Regions from separate parts of the Homo sapiens genome. Here region 2 is linked to region 1. Evidence: chromatin loops called from intact Hi-C (ENCODE). Cell type or tissue: ovary. All regions are shown on one strand. Each heading gives the region's core, and the rest is flanking DNA. Links, peaks and the distances in the headings are about the cores only.

Evidence for each region. Hi-C counts contacts between places; a loop is a spot of excess contacts. Peaks named below come from ENCODE experiments on the same cell type or tissue, not always from the same donor. Only the 100,000 strongest peaks of a DNase experiment are listed, where the experiment ranks them.
Region 2: a loop joins it to region 1, with 2.0 times the contacts of the local background. A loop is called at or near these places in 5 of 110 quality-filtered maps.

The regions. Positions count from the first base shown.
Region 1 is chr6:6,757,937-6,760,840 of GRCh38, reverse strand. The region is part of intron 2 of LOC101928004 (a long non-coding RNA gene); the gene reads left to right. It overlaps LOC105374901 (a long non-coding RNA gene), which reads left to right and starts at 1,539. Exons shown (of 2, transcript NR_187807.1): 1 at 1,539-1,886. It overlaps LOC124901254 (a long non-coding RNA gene), which reads right to left and starts at 1,485. Exons shown (of 2, transcript XR_007059436.1): 1 at 1,346-1,485; 2 at 847-1,040. In ovary, for the core only: a CTCF peak has its summit at 1,476 (motif pointing left); a DNase peak (open chromatin) is centred at 1,460.
Region 2 is chr6:7,105,223-7,108,126 of GRCh38, reverse strand. It overlaps RREB1 (ras responsive element binding protein 1), which reads right to left and starts at 166. Exons shown (of 13, transcript NM_001003699.4): 1 at 67-166. RefSeq lists silencers at 188-407, 468-947 and an enhancer at 1,298-1,357. In ovary, for the core only: a CTCF peak has its summit at 1,176; DNase peaks (open chromatin) are centred at 436 and 1,206; H3K4me3 peaks cover 1,279 bases; H3K27ac peaks cover 2,057 bases.

The sequences.
Region 1 (2,904 bases), core at 89-2,588:
GATTTTTAGAGTTAGCAACAGGTGAGAACATTTTTATTGATGTTTGGCTTCACAGTTTTAATTACCTGTTTTGGATTAGAGCTTGTGGGAGTCTGCAGTCTGAGTTGGTGGGGACCTGATGGAATATATTACAGCTGCTATTTTCATAAAAGTTTATGCTTAACTTTTTTTGCCTTAAGTTTTGGGTTCGTGGATTTAGGGTCAACACAGGATTACAACGGTCTAGGTTTTCCAGAATTGCCACAAAATTCAGTAAAACTTTCACTGAGCCACCCTTCTTGGTGAAGAAGTAAAACCTTAGCAAAAGAAATGCTGGGAAGAGTGTGACTTTGATAAATGCAAATATGACTTTCTTCCATGTACGTGTGTAGCACTGAAACAAATTTGGTCTATTCCTTTAAACATATACAGTACAAATGTTTTTCCTTTCAAACAAATAGAAATCATTACCCTTTACTGATTTTAGATAATTCACAAAATGAGTTCTGTTTACCAATCAAGTAACTCATGCTGGTGTTTATATCTGAGGGAAAATTAGTGAACTCACATGTCTGGCTAGCCTGGCCTCTGATTTGCATATATGTAAATCAGTCCCTTTCATTTTTTTCATGATCAGCCTGCTAGTCCAAGGGTTAGATCATCCTGAACAGTAAGCTGGCACTTTATTTGCTTGTAAGAGAGAACTTATACATCTGCTATACAATCTGCTATACGTTTTTGGAGGCGATGATGAGCAGTGAGGAGGAGGGCAAGGACTGGCTTATGGTGGATTACACAGACTTACTGTATATATGGCCCAGATGCTACGTGGAAGACTTACACAAAAATTCCTTGTTTTTGTGAAGGTTAGACTTAACTAGGCATCTGTATTTTTTGTTTGCTAAATCAAGTTAGCTAAGCAGGTTAGTGCTGGCCACTCTTTACTGGCCAGGCGTCCTGGGGGGGTCTTCCCAGCAAGCTCTACAGAAGCAGCGCGGCTCTTCTCTCGTGGGTGTGGATCTTGAGATGGGCGCGCTGCTCTGATGCGGTGCTGCGTCTCCCTTCAGGAAGAAGATGGGAATCGTACCAGTTCACAGAGATCTTCCTGGTCCTCAGTTAATACAGAATATTAATGAAACTTATCACTTTAAATGAACCCAGGTAGCCGCCCTTGTCATCTTAACTACCAACGAATGTCTTCAGGCCGTTAAGACAGGGCAAAGGGGTGAGAGGATCGGGTGGGGCGAGAGGAAAGCCTGGCCCGTGCGGGGGTCAGACCTTCATTCTGCCGTCAGCTGTGCTGGAGACTCTCAGCAAGGGAGAGACGTGGCGTCTCTGAGTGGTTTTTGCCCTAAAGGATGCTTACGGTCATAGGAAGCTTTTCCATGTGTTTCCTTCATGGGTGTCTACGGCTTTTGTTTTCAGCTGCGCTTTGCACAGGGGCTGGAAGGCTAACTCCCCAAAAGGGAACTTCCTCTCCTTCTAGAAACTGACCCCTGGTGGTTGCTATAGCAACTGCAAAGCGAGAATAATGAGCTGTGTAAACAAGCCCCATTCCCAGTACTGGGGCGTTGCTAGCCCTCCTTAGAGAGGGCGAGGGAGAGGAGGATGCTGTGCCTGGAAAGCGGCTCTTGAGGAGAGCTGGAATCTCGGCAAAGCGTCCACTCCCTCCCCTCCCCTTTCCTCTCACCTCTAGTGTTCCCACCAGCCCCGGGGAGGAGACAAAGGACGTGGGAGGGCAGCAGCATGCAGGGGGCCTGCCTTTGACGCCCAGGAGTTGAACACCAGACAGAAAATGAAATCTAAACATTTACCCAGAGCCCTGGGCTAGAAATGGGCCAACCTGACCCTGGAAAACAAACAACCCGCGTCACCGCCACACCTGCTGCAGGCCCCAGATGCCACAGGTACTAGAGGAATGGGCTGCAAGGCCCTCAGCTACTCCCTGCTTTAGCAATTCAGGCAGAACTGCCTGAAGATTTCTGAGACCTCTGCTGCTTGCATCCATATTCGTTTTCTTTTTCTTTTTTTTTGGAAAGAAGGAAGATTGGAGAAAAGAACATAGTACCTAAGCGTTCTGTGATTATGAAGCTAAACACACACAGACACACACTGTTTTCCTCTCTGGGAACTTGGCTGCTGCTTGCAGGAAACTTTCTGCCCATAATAGCGAAGGTTCTAGTATTATTTTCAGTTTTCTTTGGTTAACTCTCTCCCACCCTCACTCAGGTCTCTTTATTTTTTAGAAACAGGGTCTCACTCTGTCACACAGGCTGGAGTGCAGTGGTGCAATCACAGCTCACTGCAGCCTCAACCTCCCTGAGCTCAGGTGATTCTCCCACCTCAGCCTCCCTATTAGCTGCGACTACAGGCGCATACCACACCACACCTGGCTAATTTTTGTATTTTTTGTACAGATGAGGTTTTGCTCTGTTGCCCAGGCTGGTCTCAAACTCCTGCACAAGCAATCTGCCTGCCCTGGCCTTCCAAAAGTCCTAAGATTTCAGGTGTGACTCACCGCGCCCAGCCTCAGGTTGCCTTAAAGAAAAGTTTCTGTATATTAAATATAAACTATATGATGCACAACTTCCCTGTAAGCCTCCTAAAAAGATGATCCAAGTAAATTGGTGGGATGGATGGAAATCCCATATTGTTTCAGTCTTCAACAGTGCTGGTACAGGTTCTCATTTCTTTCCATGAATATCAGTGTTAGTCAGTGTGATAGGAAATCTAGTATAATGAACTACTCTTATAAAATCATTTTTATTTCACTTGTAACTTTTTAGAATGTTCATACATCTATTATTTCAATAGGTTCTTACAAAAATCCCCCAAATCTTGTAGGGCAAATTATATCTTTAATTCTTCAGATGAGGACACTGACATTAGGGAGATTAGATGATTCTATTATAGGGAAATTCGATG
Region 2 (2,904 bases), core at 148-2,647, 350 kb before region 1:
GGCTGTGCCCCAGACTTCTCGCTGCCGCCGGCGTACCGCGAGTCGGAATCCGGGGCACGTACTTACGGCCGGGCAGGACGCTTGGCTCCCTGGCATGATGCGTTGGGGACCGGTGGGCTTCAGGGAGAGACCGAGGAGAGATGCAAACTTGTTCCGGAAAAGGAATCAAAATGGCGTTTCTGGATGTGCAAAGTTCATCAACTCCGCAGTCACTTCCCCTCCTCCTCTTCTCCCACAGGGAGGGAGGTGGGCGAGGAGCTGGCGACCCCGGCGCCCCAGCCGTCGTCCCGGCCCCCGTCTCGGCCCCCCGCCCAGCTTCCTCGCCCGCACGCTCGGAGTCTCGCTCTCCCCCTCTCACCCTGATAAGTAGACACATCACGTGTTGCTCCTGCGAGTCTCCTGGGGACGTGTTACTGAGCGGCCGCGGCGGCGGCGGCGGCGGCGGCGGCGGCGCTCGGACTGGGGGGGGTGAGGGGGAGGACCGCCGCCCCCGCCCCGACTTTAGCAGGGTGACCGCAGTTGCCATCCCGGGATGGATGGAGGTGGAGTCCCCTCCCCACCCCCCACCGCAGCCCCAGGTTTGCCCTACGCCCTCCCAAGGCGCCCCGGGCCATGGGAGGGCCGGGCTGCCCGAGGGGAAGGGTCCGGGAGGCCGCGACTGGCTGCGATCCCAATCGTCCCGTTGCTCGCGGGCCACCTTATTCGGCCACCGCGCCCCCTCCCCTGCAGCCCCTCGCCGCGGGCGACTCCCCGCCCCCGGCTTTCCATCACTTCACTCCGCAGTTTCACTATTTTAACGGAGGCGGGGGAGACACGGTGATGCCTCGGAATTGCGAGAGGGGCACCTCAGAGGCGCTGGAGTTGGGGGGATGGGGGGCGTAGGGCTCGGGGCCCTGGCCTGACGCCGCCCCTCTGGGTCTCCGAGGCATCTGCGAGGGGGAGCCCCGCCCGCGCCGTTTCCTTTCCACGCGGTCCTCGCTCTGCATCCAGGTGGGGCGAGTGGATGATGGGGCAGGAGATTAAGGAGCAGGCGCTTCACCCCGCCCCTAGCTTCGAGCCGTTTCTCTCCCGGGGCCATCCTTCTTACTCGGGCTGCCGCCCTGAGTGTGCTCGCCGTCTAACAAACTCAACTCCGACCCGACTTTGGTCCCCCTCCCTTACCCACACCCCACAAAGGATGCTTCAGCGGGGAACTGCCGTGGCCGCCAGGGGCTGAGGACGGTTCCTGCCGCCACTGTGTCCCCACCCCGCGATGGAATGGCTGATGCTGTGTCATCCACGTCGCCCTCCAAGGCTTCAGAGAAGCCACACGCAGTATCTCTTTCTCTCAGAGGGCTCCTGTTTCAACTCTGAAAAGCAGGGGCCCTTCTCCGAGCCGCTCTCCATCTCTCCAGCTCCTGCCACCACGCTTCGCACTGGCTGCCTTGCCCCAAGTTATCACGGAGCCCAGAGAAACCAGGCCTGGGCTGTGCTTCCTCCATAAAGCAGCTGACATGTTTCCAACTGTTAATACTTCTCCTACCGAGGTTCTGAAAGGGGTCTGTTCTCAGCCTTTGGAAACATCTTCAGAAAGATAAGGATGATTGTGGTTGTTGAAAATAAACACGCCCCCCCCCCCCCGCCCCCGTAGTTCTAAAGAAGAATGTCCAAAGAATACTACAGTAGAATTAAGCGTTTGAGTCTGGTTAGGCAAGATGATGTTATGCAGGCAGAAAGCTGGCTACTTTCTATTTACTATGACCTTTGACCCTGGCTCCACCACACCAGCTCCTCTGAGAAGGCTTGAACACCATGGAGAGTTGTAAGCCCAACTGTGGGCCTTTAATTTGAGCCCTTCCATTGACCTCTAGTTTTCAGGGCTGCAGACAGAAGTGTCTGTCTCGGGATGGGTCCTGGCCAGAATAGAACTCTTTAGAACCAAGGAAAAGCAGCTGGACCCTTAGGTCTGATATGAGATAAGTAGGCTAAACCACTGCCCAAGAAGGAGCTGATTCAGCTGGCTGTTTCTCTGACTTTCAGTCATCAAAATTAAGTTTTCGGAACCTGTTATGTTTCCCAGGGTCTACTGTTTACTGAAGAAAACTCCATCCAGAGAAATTTTAGCGGTTGCATTTTTCTGAGCCTCCCCCAACCCCGCCGCCCCCAAATGTATTATCAAATGCTTTTTTGAAGACAGGCCAGTCGTGGAGGAGATGGGCAGGTCTCTAGACAGGAATAATAGTTCACATTGCCATCATAGAATAGGTGTCTTGTGTTTCTAAGTTGTAATGTGTTCCAATGAGGGCAGAGGAAGGGCCCTGTGGGGAATGCTACTTTATTTACTCACTTTGTCTCTGATTCAGGAGCTAGCCTTTCCTGGTCTCCCCATTCAGGGATAAGTTTTGAATAGGAAAAATATCAAAATTGGAATTTTATGCATAATTTAGCAAATCTCCAATGCTATATGAATTTTCATGACAAATTGCCACCTGTATAATGCCATCTAGAAAATACTGGCAACAAAAAAGATTGAAAACAGTTTTACTACAACTTTTTTTAATTTTTTTTTTTTTTTGGAGACAGAGCATCACTCTGTTGCCCGGGCTGGAGTTCAGTGGTGGGATCACAACTCACTGCAGCTTTGAATTCCTGGTCTCAAGTGATCCTCCACCTTTAGCCTCCCAAGTAGGTGGGACTACAGTGCATGTCACCACATCTAGTTAATTTTAAAAGTTTTAGTAGAGAGGAGGTCTTGCTATGTTGCCCAGGCTGGTCTCAGGCTCTAGGGCTCAAGTGATTCTCCCACCTTGGCCTCCCAAATTGCTGGGATTACAGGTGTAAGCCATTGTGCCCAGCCTATTACATGTTATATTTTCAAAATTGGAGTATCATGATGCTGGGCCCTGTGTTTCTCATTTCTAGCTA